2 separate regions of the Homo sapiens genome follow, and region 1 is linked to region 2. The links are chromatin contacts, found by Hi-C or POLR2A ChIA-PET in ENCODE. All regions are on one chromosome and are shown on one strand. Each heading gives the region's core, a stretch centred on a gene start or an enhancer-like site at or near the end of the contact. The rest is flanking DNA. Distances are from core to core; before and after follow the strand shown. Region 1 has its middle 5.3 kb from the start of BPIFB1. Region 2 holds the start of BPIFA1 (BPI fold containing family A member 1).

What was found. Hi-C counts contacts between places; a loop is a spot of excess contacts on that map. ChIA-PET counts read pairs that join two places held with the same protein, here RNA polymerase II (POLR2A). Pooled maps may share reads with other maps.
Region 1: a pooled map shows a loop between it and region 2 (4-fold over the local background). The contact joins the enhancer-like site here to the promoter of BPIFA1 in region 2. A Hi-C loop is called at or near these places in 1 of 168 maps with a recorded cell type or tissue (Right ventricle myocardium inferior) and 1 of 50 pooled maps. POLR2A ChIA-PET finds 5 or more read pairs at or near these places in 2 of 52 experiments (A673 and RWPE1).

Annotation. Positions count from the first base shown.
Region 1 is chr20:33,274,825-33,280,962 of GRCh38, forward strand. No RefSeq gene overlaps it. Among named protein-coding and RNA genes, the nearest start is that of BPIFB1, 5.3 kb to the right of the region's middle. Within about 2 kb of position 2,832, at least 4 of the 41 ENCODE cell types and tissues checked have a DNase peak (open chromatin) inside an H3K27ac peak, as active enhancers do.
Region 2 is chr20:33,230,825-33,237,332 of GRCh38, forward strand. It overlaps BPIFA1 (BPI fold containing family A member 1), which reads left to right and starts at 5,172. Exons shown (of 9, transcript NM_130852.3): 1 at 5,172-5,226.

The sequences.
Region 1 (6,138 bases), core at 1,582-4,081, 42 kb after region 2:
TGTGTGACCTCGAGCAAGTTACCAGGCCTTTTTGTATCCCCATTTCCTTCTCTGTGCCATAGGGGATAACAGTGGACCTGCAGGTCTGAGGCTCAGCTAGGCCGGTAGTGAGCACTCAGGAATGGGAGGGCCATTGGCTGGGCACGGTGGCTTACGCCTGTAATCCCAGCACTTTGGGAGGCCGAGGCAGGTGGATCACTTGAGACCAGGAGTTCGAGACCAGCCTTCCCAACATGGTGAAACCCCGTCTCCATTAAAAATATAAAAATTAGCCGGGCATCATGGGACACGCCTGTAATCTCAGCTACTCAGGAGGCTGAGGCAGGAGAATCACTTGAACCTGGAAAGCAGAGGTTGCAGTGAGCTGAGATCACGCCACTGCACTCCAAGACAGAGCAAGACTCTGTCTCAAAAAAAAAGAAAAGAAAAGAAAAAAGAAATAGTAGGGCTATTTATATTATACATTTCATAAAGCTCCCTTCCTTTCATACATTGTTGGCCCCCAAAACTGTGTTCCAAAGTCAAATGCGTGGAAGATGAATAGAGGGAGGGTCACGTGTGTGTATGTGTGCGTGTGTGTGTGTGTGTGTGTGTGTGTGTGGCAGGGGTGTTGAGTGTTGGTTGGGGGAGGGCATCCAGGGCGTTCCCAGGAGGCTGAAACCTCTCATGAGCCTCTGATGGTGTCGTTTCAGGATCCTACACATGTTCTCATTTTTGTTCCGCATCATGACTGAGATAATCGCACATTGTGACTGTATATTTATTTGTCTGTTTCTTGCTCTCCCTCCGTCTCTGTCTCCCCAGGACACTGTGAGCCCCAGGAGGGCAGGGGCTGATCTGTGGGCTCCCTGCTATATCCAAGGCACCCAGCTCTGTGTCCACACAGAGGGTGTGTAAGGTGCATTTGCTGACTGACTAACTGACCTGCTAGCCGACTGCATCTGTTTGTGCCACCAGTCTTGAATTACTAAAGAAAATTAGAGGGTTGGGAGAGAAATACTGGGGGACTGACCCCTAAAATCATACAAGCCCTGCAACATAGCAAAGTCTTAGGCTCTAGCCTGCTCCAGCCTCTCTGGCCCTGCCCTGGGCTGCTAGTGGAACCTCTCCCGCCCTCCTGACCTGGAGAGACTGGAGATGGGGTGGGGGTGGGGGCTGCCTCAAGAATCTATCTCCAAGGATGGCCATTTGAGGGCAGATGAGGTTAAACCTCCAAGCACCCCAAACTGAGGCTCCCAACTTGAGGGACTCAGCTGCCCCCAGGGGCCTGGTCCAGTGATTCCCCCATCTCCCAGGGACCTGCCCATTTCCCAAGCCCCCCACTCAATAGTCACACCGTTTTCAAGGACAGGTAGACACTGGTACGTGAGGGTTCTCACAACAGCTGAACTTTGTAAGTCACCCCTTCCTGTCTTCCTTTATCTAGTTACAGCTAGACAATATGATATGATATCAATCAGAGCAACTGCAATACCAGTCACAGAAATCCCAGTGTCAAGAGTTCCTTCTGGGGTTCCCCGCTTTGCTTTAAGTGAGCGTGCTGTGAGTATGTCCCAGCTCCTGTCCCCTGCAGCACCGCTATTGTGAAGTCAAAGTGAGTTAACACCATGCTCAGGGCAGGGCCTGGAAAGAGGACCTGCTCATCTGATTGGGTGGTTTCCATGTCAAGGCCAGGCACAGCACAGGCCGACAGCTGGGGCCCAGAGCCCCTTTTGCCAGGCACAGACTGCAGGCACAGAGAGGTGAGGACATTTGCCTGAGGCCACACAGTAGGGGCGGGTCACCGCGTAGTGTGTCCAGGTGCACTCTCCACAGGCCGCCCAGCTCCCTCCTGAGCTTCAGAAAGCACCCAAGAGATTGGCAGAGAGAGGAGAGAGACAGTGGGTAAGAGAGAGACAGGGCAGGGACAGCCTGAGGAGGAGGGAAGGAGAGACAGAAAGAGAAGGGGATGGCAAGAGCAAGACAGAGACCTCTGGGAAAGCCAGACAGTGAAGACAAGCAGGCTACCCGAGGCCTGGTTTTGAGGATCTGAGCACACTGTCCCCTGCCTTGGGGGAGGCTCCATACAGCCCACAGCGTTCTGGGAGGCACTGAGGGCCTCAGGACCCCAGCCCTGCTTGTGCTCCATTCCCATCCCCAATCCCATCTCACCTCCAGCCCCTGGTTCTGACTCCTCATGAGAACATCCCCAGCTCCCCTTCCCTGCCACCCGCCCCACTCCCTTCCCCTCCAGCCCACCTTCCCTGCCACCCGCCCCACTCCCTTCCCCTCCAGCCCACCTTCCCTGCCACCCGCCCCACTCCCTTCCCCTCCAGCCCACCTTCCCTGCCACCCGCCCCACTCCCTTCCCCTCCAGCTCCCCTTCCCTGCCACCCGCCCCACTCCCTTCCCCTCCAGCCCACCTTCCCTGCCACCCACCCCACTCCCTTCCCCTCCAGCCCACCTTCCCTGCCACCCGCCCCACTCCCTTCCCCTCCAGCCCACCTTCCCTGCCACCCGCCCCACTCCCTTCCCCTCCAGCCCACCTTCCCTGCCACCCGCCCCACTCCCTTCCCCTCCAGCCCACCTTCCCTGCCACCCGCCCCACTCCCTTCCCCTTCAAGCGACTCAGGCAAGCTCCCAGACACTCTTTCCAAAACCCACCCTCCTTCCTTTGCCCCTGAAAGGCTCCCACTCTGGAATGCCCTCCCCTCCTAACACATCCCTATCCCTTAAGCCCAGATCAAATGTCACCTCTTCCAGGAAGCCTTCTCTGAACTATTCCCCAGGGAAGCATTGTGATGCCATTGCTGATAGCAGCAACAAAAGCCCAGTCATGCCAGTTCCAGAATCACCAGGAAAGAAAGAAAGAAATCATTTTTCCCCTCCCTAATCAGGCAGGTTATCCCCTTCTGGGCCCCACTGAGCTGCCAGCGACTGTCACACACGAGGCAGGTGCCAGCCTCCCTCTCTCTCAGTGCTGACCATACCATCTGTGTGTTTGCCCCTGTTCTACTGTTTGACATACTTGACCTGTGCTGGCCTTATTAAGCCCATCCTGTCTGCACCCTGGCATTTGTATTGCTCGTCTGGCCCTAATAACAATCCCTGTGTCACCTCTATCCTGGTACTTTGCACACTTGGCCAAGGCTCACGGCAGTGAAAGCAACACATCACCCTGCCTGGGTTCCCATTCCTGGAGCTCTGAGCCTACGCACATGCTGCCCACGTGGATGAAAATCCCAGCACTCAGCCGGCTGCCTGCATCCACCTCTGTTGGGTCACCCAACACACCTTCATCAACTGGACTGTGGGCCCCACGAGGGCAGAGATCTGGTCTTTGTCTCCCCCCAAGAGCTAGGACAGCTTCCAACTTAGCCAGGGTTCATTTGCACTGAATTTAATCTATTTCTGTCCCACAAAAGAGGGATTATGTTGTAAGTTCCAGTAATGATTTCTTTATTTCTTTCCTGGTGGTTCCGGGACCGGCATGACTGGGCGTTTGTTGCTGCTATCAGCAATGGCATCACAATAATTCCTCAGAGTCCCAGGTTGGTGGGGGCTGTGGGTCGGGCATTGGGAAAGGAATGAGGTTTCCTCCACTCCCTTGTCCTGCGCCCAACCTTTATTGACTCATTTGCAGGCCATTTAGTGGGGTTGTTTACATATCCAATACATATATTTAGTGTAAACATTTTTTTAATTCTGAAAAATACCAAGAAGATGGTGAAAGTGACCTGTGATCACACCACCAAGAAACGTGTACTGTTGATGCATTTCCTTCCAGTATTTTTTTCTAGATTAAAAAAAATTTTTTTTTGTTAAAAAATAGAAGAAACAGTTTCCCTTTTCACTTACTTCTGTTGGTTGGTCTACATTGTTTTGTGATGGCTGCCTGGTGGCCCACGGTTTATTTAATAAATCCCATTGCTGGATGTTAAGGCGGGTCCCACTTTAGGGCTATTCCAGGTAAGGCTGCAGTGAGCATCCTCACAGTTCTCTATGCTCAAATCACTGGCCAGTTCCCTTGGCAGAACCTCCACTGACCCTGGGTCAATGGGTTTGATCTTCCTAACAACATACTTGACCTCAGAAACAGCCCAGTCCTCATTGCATAAGAACTGAGCCCCCTCCACTATAAGCAAAGGTCATCACAGCCAGCCTGGCCACTGCATCGTGGAGCCCAACATCTTTATTCTATAGCTGGGGAGACTGAGGCTCAGAGAGAACTGACTTATCCAAAACCAGCCCAAAGGTAGTGGCAAACTCCATGTCATCTAGGGATTTTCTCCCCACTCCATTATCTTTAATATTTTGCAAGAAAATCCATAATCCTTAACAAGGATGCTGGTGGGATGTAGCAAGGATGAAGCATCTGTGTCTGCTCATGACCGACATTGTTAATCAATCACCACATTCTCTCCTGCTGAGCCCAGACCCTTGAAAGCTTCAAGAGCCATCACCAGGCAGCTGAAATTGGTACAAGAGCAAAATGCTTCTACCATGCTGGTGGAGCATCTTTGGTGGCAACAATGGAGGACCTGAGCTTCTTTAGGAGTGGCTTGAATTCTTGCTTTCCTTCTTTCTTTCGAGCCAGTGACAGTTGGCAAGGCCTCTGATTTCCATCTGTCCACGTCATCAGAAACCCTCTCTGGTTTTCCGCATGACTGCAGTCTTCCCAGGAGAGCTTGGCCCTCGTTCTGGCTGGAGATGGTAGGGCAGGCTGGGTCAGTGCGTGGAGCATGGGCTCTCAATTCAGACAGAAATGGGTCCCAATCCTGGCCCTCTGCTTTATGGTTGTGGGACCTTAGGCAAGTCAATTCCCTTCTCCAAGGTCCTACTTCATCTGGAAAATGGGAGGATAAAAACCCCTATTTTCTCCTCTCTTGGCCTCAGTTTGGTGATCTGTAGAATGGAGATGATCTTTTCCACTCTGCCATCTTGCTGTGTCTGAGCATCCAGCTTTGATTTAACATCAGATTATCTCCCCACCCCTAACCGAGGCTTCTGTGGATCAGCTTGGTGGGAAAGGGGAGAAGAGGTGTGTGTTCTCTCCCTGCACTTCCCTCTCCTTCTCTTTCTCTCTCTCTCTCTCTCTCTCTCTCTCTCCATCCAGAAGGAAGAAAAGGGGCAGGAGAATTTTCCTTTGACTGATATTGTTGCCAGGTAGTTCCCAACTCTCTGGGGAGCCCAAAAAATGTTGAGAGCCAAGTCTTGTCGGCACCTTCAAAGAGGTAGTCTTACCTCCCTGTGGGGCTTCTTGACCTGCACCCCCCACACCAGGGCAGAGCCTCTTTGATGGCTAACTGTCCCGCAGGCCACCCCAGCCACTCCCAGCCCCTGGTTCTCTAGCGTCCTCTCCAGGTGGTGATACTAGGAAGGACTTCAAGCAGCCCTAGACCGATCTTCGTCTTGCAGGGTCCACACCCGGCCCTGGGAAAACACACACACACATGCGCTTTGACCCTGCCCAGAGGGAACAGAGAGCAGTAATTTTCCACTTACGGAAGTCACTTTGCCCAACATGACTTCAACTCATCAGGAGACACAACCCAGTCTACTGCAAGCCCCAACTCCAGGGGAGACAAACCTCAAGCCCCTAAGTGGTCCCTGAAAAGGTCCCTCCTGCTAGGCCTGCATTGAGGCCCAAACACCTCCTGCCCTCCTCCCTGGGAGAGGAGGAGGGACCACAGCTGTCTCCCAAGAAATACCTCTGCCATCTTCTTCCTGTCCCTTCTTGGCCCTTTCGTTGCCTTAATCTGGGTCAGGGCCCCCTGCATGAGAGATGCAGGAGCTGTGCAACTGGTTTTTAGCCACTGCTTGGTCTGTGGCCCAGGACCTCTCCTTGGTATACAGCATCTGGGAAATCATGGTGCCTAAAACAACACTCAAGTTTTCAGACCCAGTTCCAGTAAATGCTAGTAAGGACACCCTCAGTGTGCAGCAAAAAGAGCCCTACCTTAGAGAGGGTGGTCCCCTTGTCCCCTGCTCCCCCACCCCACCCCAGGAGGCAACACTGTAGCTGAGACTTGGTGAATTAGAAGAAGCCAGAATGAGAGCTGGAAGGAGAGCGCTCCTGGGATAAGGCCAGCATGTGCGCAGGCCCTGGGGTGGGAGTGAGAGGAGCGAGGGATGAAGTAGAGAGAGGTGAGGGCTGAA
Region 2 (6,508 bases), core at 3,922-6,421:
GCTGTATTGTACACTTAAAACTCTGTTAAGGCCAGGCGTGGTGGATCATGCCTGTAATCCCAACACTTTGGGAGGCTGAGGTGGGCAGATCACCTGAGGTCAGGAGTTTGAGACCAGTCTGATCAACCTGGTGAAACCCCACCTCTACCAAAAATATTAATACAAAAATTAGCTGGGTGTGGTGGCACACACCCATAATCCCAGCTACTCGGGAGGCTGAGGCACGAGGAATCACTTGAGCCTGAGAGGCAGAAGTTACAGTGAGCCGAGATCATGCCACTGCACTCCTGCTTGGGAGACAGAGCAAGACTAAGAAAGAAGGAAGGAAGGAAGAAAGGAAGGAAGGAAGGAAGAAAGGAAGGAAGGAAGGAAGGAAGGAAGGAAAGAAAGAAAGAAAGAAAGAAAGAAAGAAAGAAAGAAAGAAAGAAAGAAAGAAAGAAAGAAAAGAAAGAAAGAAAGAAACTGTTAAAAAAAAAAAAAAACCAAAAAACTCTGTGGATCTCATGTTAAGTGTTCTTACTACATTAAAATTTTTTTAAGGCCATACACGGTGGCTTACACCTGTAATCCCAGCACTTTGGGCAGCCAAGACAGGTAGACCAATTGGGCCCAGGAGTTCAGGCCAGCCTAGGCAACATGGCAAAACCCTGTGTCTACAAAAAACATGAAAATTAGCCCGGTGTAGTGGTGCACACCTGTAGTCCCAGCTACCCAGAAGGCTGAAGTGAGAGGATCACCTGAGCTCGGGAGGTCGAGGCTGCAGTGAACTGTGATGGCGCCACTACAGTTCAGCCTAGGCGACAGAACGAAACTGTCTCAAAAGAAAAAAAAGAAAGGGGGTTGGCAGGGGAAGCGCTCCACCAACGGGAGGGCTCCAGGGAAGATGGGCAGGTGCTTTCTGAACTGAAAACTGTGATGCAAACTTGCACTTGAAGTAAGAGCACTGAAGCCCCAGATGACAGTCTGACTTCACCTCTTCCCAGCTGAGATGACCCTGTGCAGGTCACAGCCCTCCTTGAACCTCAGTTTCCCCACAGGCTTGTTACAGGTGGCATAAAGCTCTAGTGTCTCACAAAAGGTTATCATTAGTAGTAGTATTTTTTTTTTTGCACTTTAAAAGCAAGTGCAAAGATTAATCTCAAAAGCAAGGGGAGCTTGCCTGAAGCAAACCCTACTTGAGAATATATATTTTTTTCATCTAAGTTGGGGTTTCTGGCTCTCTGGGAATGCTCTGGAGCTTCCAAGGCCATCTGAAGACCCTCTGCAACTCAGTCCCCACGCTGACCTTTCTCCTGGGGAGGAGATCCTGCATCCCATTCTCACATTCTGGAGAACAGACCTTGCATAGGTCAGAGCCCTTTGAAAAATCAAACCAATTCTGCCCTTTAGAAATGGATCTTTTTTTTTTTTTTTTTTTTGAGACAGAGCCTCACTCTGTCACCCAGACTGGAATGCAGCGGCATGATCTTGGCTCACTGCAACCTCCGCCTCCCAGGCTCAAGCAGTTCTCCTGCCTCAGCCTACCAAGTAGCTGGGTTTACAGGTGCGCACCACTAATGCCCAGCTAATTTTTGTATTTTTAGTAGAGATGGGATTTCACCATGTTGGCCAGGCTGGTCTTGAACTCCCGACCTCAAATGATCCACCTGCCTGGGCCTCCCAAAGTGCTGAGATTACAGATGTGAGCCACCACACCCGGCCAGAAATGGATCTCTTGATTGACAAAACAACCTGAGCAAAGGCTCCCAAACACAATTGCAACCTGAGAAGCAGGAAGGAAAGGCACCACCTACAGTTTCTGAGAAACACATGGAGAGGGTATTGACATCACCAGAGTGGGGAAAACCTCTTGAAATGTTCGTGGTGTGTCCTTCCACTTGTTTCCTGGTGCCCTGAGACCTTTCCCCTGTTCAGGGCAGGGAGCATGCAGTCCCTGTGGCCACAAGGAAGGGCAGTTTCAACAGAAGCAGAAACAAGGCTCTTGACTTTCAAGAGCCTGGGTTTTTGATAAAGTGGTAGTGACAGAGAACAAACAGGTGGTTGCCAGCAGATGAAGGCAGGGTGTGGCTGTAAAGGGACCCATGAGAGTGCCTTTGGGGGGATGGAACTGTTCTTTACCCTGATTATGATGGTGGCTGACTATACATGTGGTAAGACTCAAAGGACCATACCACTAAAAGAAGTCAATTTTACTGTAAGTTTTTTTGTTTTTATAGTCTTGGCTTTTGACTTGTTAAACTCAGGGCATAGGAGAGTCTGAGAACAGCATACACACAATGAAGTTGAAGCAAATCTTCCTGCCCACAAAACTAGAAAATGCCCTATGTTGGGTTGGTGAAGTGTGAGGGTCCAGGAGAACTGGAAGGAGCATAGTTCTGGTGGGTTCTGATGGTGCCTCCGTCCCTTGCTGCTCCCAGGCAGACCTGAGCATGGGATGAAGGGAACAGAATCCCAGGCACATGTATGGGATCCAGGGACAGAGGGCGTCTGTGTCCACACTCCCTCCCAGAGCCAGAAGAGGGCATGAGACCCCAGGGAGAGAAGGGTAAAGGGAGGGTCTAGGTGGATCCAGGCAGGAGGGCTTGGGCAGCCCCTCACAGTCCTGTATCAGGCCCAAGGAACTGGCGAACAGCAGAACAATTCTGTGTCTTACAAACGAGTTGAAAGTAAATGCTAAATCCAAAGGGACCTTTCACCAGGAGGGAAGTACAGTGTCTCTGCAATCTAGGGGCAGATGGCACATGGCTGTCTCCTATATTGCCAGCCAAAAATAGGGACAGGCAGCCTCCTTGGTACAAACAAAGCCCCTAGCACAGACATGAAACCCCAGGGGGAAATTGGGACATTTCTGTTCCTGAGCAAAATGGCATTTGAAATGGTAAAGTATAGATAAATCAGAAAGATGTGTGGACGCCTGAGTTTATGAACTGTGATTCATACCAGCTCCCCAGACATCATCTCCCCATAGCCCTGTGAGGCAGATTTTATGCTCCCCATTTTACAGGTGAGGAAACTGAATGAAGTTCAGGGAACTGGACTGACTTGCCCAGGGTCGTAGGATTTGAACCAGGGCTGTTTGAGCCCAAATTCACCCACTTTCTGCTGCAATACAGACACAGCCTCCCGGCCTCAAACCAGAGGGTGTAAGCTTTCATTAACTGGCTGCACAAACTCTACTAATTCCTTGCCTTATCTGCCTCAGTTTCCCCACAAGGATAGTAGCAACCTGACCCAACCCACAAGAGTTATACGATGGGACCACTGTGAGGATGATTGCCATGTACAAGATGTGGGCAGAGTCCAGCAAGTACCTTGAATGGATAATTAAGTTCAAAGCCATGGCCCCAAACCCTTGGGGGCACCACCCAGACTCTGGAGAGCAGTGGAGCAGGCCAGTGAAGGCCTAGTGTGAGGGAGGCAGTGTGGCCCACTGATTAGCAGGGACTCAGACAGACACAGAGGGTGGCAGGGTCAATTGACTCCAACACTCACTCGCTGTGTGTCCCCAGGAAGCAGTCACCCTTTCTGATCCTCAGCCTCCTCATCCAATGTATGAGAGACAACAATACCAACCACTCCTGAAGAAGATGAGGTTCAAATATGGAGAGCACCTGGCATGCAGTCAGTGCTTAATAAAAGCACATTTATTCCTTCTCTCTCCACTTTTGCTTATAAGGTGTTAGGTTTTGCAGGGTAAGAGCTGCGCTCACTGGTCCAGGACCTTGGCCTTCCTGTGTCTTCACTTTTTCATCTGCTGAACAGACTCCAAGGGCCCCAGTGGTGGGGATAAATAAATGCCTGATTACTCCATTTAGGGAAAGGTAGAAGAAAGGGTAGGATAGAGACCAGGATGCCAAAGGATCCCTCAGGCCTGGGAACCTGGAAAGACTTTTCCAGGACCTAAAAGAGAAGCGGCGGGGCACTGTGGCTCACGCCTGTAATCCCAGCACTTTGGGAGGCTGAGATAGGTGGATCACCTGAGGTCAGGAGTTCGAGGACAGCCTGGCCAACATGGTGAAACCCCATCTCTACTAAAAATACAAAAACTTTGCCAGGCATGGTGGCGCTCGCCTGTAGTCCCAGCTGCTCAGGAGGCTGAGGCAGGAGAATCACTTGAACCCGGGAGGTGGAGGTTGTCATGAGCTGAGATCACACCACTGCACTCTAGCCTGGGCGACAGAGTAAGACTGTCTCAAAAAATAAAATAAAATAAAAATTAAGTGAAAATTTAAAAAATAAAAAGGGACGCATGAAAGTGTAAAGTTCACAGGTGGGGAAATCAAAATGGCCAGCAAGTGTTGGGAGGCACCTTCATCTCTCAGTGCAGTGATTCGGGGAAAGGACCTGAATGTGGATGTCTCACCCCAGGCAAGCACTGCATCTCTGGACAACTTGCCTCACACTCAGCCTCAGTTTCCCCCTTATAGAATAGGAGTACAGGGTTGTGAGGATTTTGTGAGATGCTGCCTGTGAACACCATGGCAGGCCAGGCATACAGCAGGAGCTCGGCCAGTGTCTGCTGTTGGCGTTGTTTTTGTTGTTTTCATTCTCCAGTCAGTTGCATTCTAACTCTGCTGCATCCTCTCTGGGTCTTTCAGCACTTGTCCCCACTGGATCTCAGTTTCCTCCTCTATAAAAGAGGAGGAGTCACCTCTCCCTCTCAGGGTTCTTGTGAGGACAGAGAGCTCCTGACGTGCAATAGGGGCTCTGAAAACAGGAGACCCTTGCCCTGGAATGGAGACGCACCCCAGATGTAGGATGCAGTGTGACTCTTTTGACATTTTAGGAGAAAGAATCCTCCAACTGGAGCAAAAAAATTAGAGCAGGAGAGGAAAGGGGCCAAGAGATGAGACTGAGGTCCCTTCCTGGGCTCTGTCTGGCTGCTCCTTTCAATGCTCCAAGCTACCTTGGGAGCGTGGGTCCCCAACCTTGGCTCCGCTCAGGAAACCATAAAGTCTTGAGTAACATCCCATCTCAGGTTTTTCTCTGTTTATCTTGTTGACCAAATAGCTTAACTGTCTCACCTGCTAATGTGATTGGCAATTATTTACTTTGGAGAGCCCTGAAAGACACTGTCAGATTGCAGAATTCTCAATTATCTAGAAACCCATCACCCAACACATGCTTCCTCGTCCCCATACTATAAAAGAGGCTGACTCCTCGGCAGAAGTGAGTGGGGGAGAGAGAGGAGACCAGGACAGCTGCTGAGACCTCTAAGAAGTCCAGGTAAGAGCCATCCATTCTGTGGCCCCTCTGCTACCCTTAACGGCAGGGATCTCAGGCTCCTGCCCTGTGGGGCAGTGAGTGATCTTGATCACTCACTGGGGGCTGTGCAAGAGAAACAGACCTGGCCAATGTCAGGGATGTGGGGATGGCCATTTGCTCTGCTGTCCTAAGAGACCAGTAACATTGATATAGAAATGGGCACTATTAATGCCGTAAATGAAAGCCTCTAAGGCATAAGTTTTAGCTTGAGGTTACCAATGTGGATACAGATGATCCAAAAACCTCCTAAAATTCTTCACCCAATTTTATACATTTTGATGCATTTTTTCTGAGACTAGGATCTTTAGCTTCCATTGGATTCATAAAGGGTCTGTTGCCCAAAAGAGATTCAGAGGCTGTGGTCAAAGTTACCTCCCTAAGAAGGGCACAACTGGCTCTTTGGACCAAAGACCTTTCATTTCCAGCCTTCCACCACAAGGATGGAGCTTTAGCTGAGTCAGCCAATAGATGGAATTTTGCACAAAGTCACCAGTTGTCTCCAAATTGTAGGTACTAGTGCTGGCTCTGGACAACTCTGCTGGCTGCCAAATAGACCTGTGAGAGGTCTGCAAGCCAAACCTCAGGGGTTGACCGGAATTCCATCCAGGGCAGCTTGAAGGAGAAGAGAAAGGTGTCAAAATGATAGAATGCATGTTTGTGTGTTGGGTGAGGGGAGGGTTGGGAGACCTGCCTTCAACCACAGCTCTGCCATCAATTTATTGTATGACCTTGGGAAAGTCACTACCCCTCTTTGGTCTCCTGGTTCTTCTCATGCAATGAAGACTTTGATGGCCCCAGGAATTCCCCAACAAAGGTCTACATGAGATGGTGGCTGTGGCCATGCGACCCCTGTATTGTGTGACTTTCAAGGGCATCCACCAACCATCATGGCCTGAGCTCAGGCCAAAGGACTGAACAGGGATGATCTAAAACAGTTCAATTCTTCAGCACTTGCACGTTTAACCCTTCTCATTTGCTTTGTCTGAAGAGCAGCAATGATTCAAACCATTGAAGCAAGCCCGATTGGAGAATAAATCTGATGGTTACTTAATTTAACCGAGGGTTCACCTGGCTCTAGCTTCTAATCCTCTGTCCACCGTGTACTTGTGACCTTGGGGAAAGTTACCCACACTCGGTAGTACACAAGTGGGTTTCAAGAAGGGATGGGAGTATATTTGAAACTCCCAACTGCAAACTCACTTGACCTCTGTGAGCCTTGGTTTCTCCTACTGGAAAATCAGAC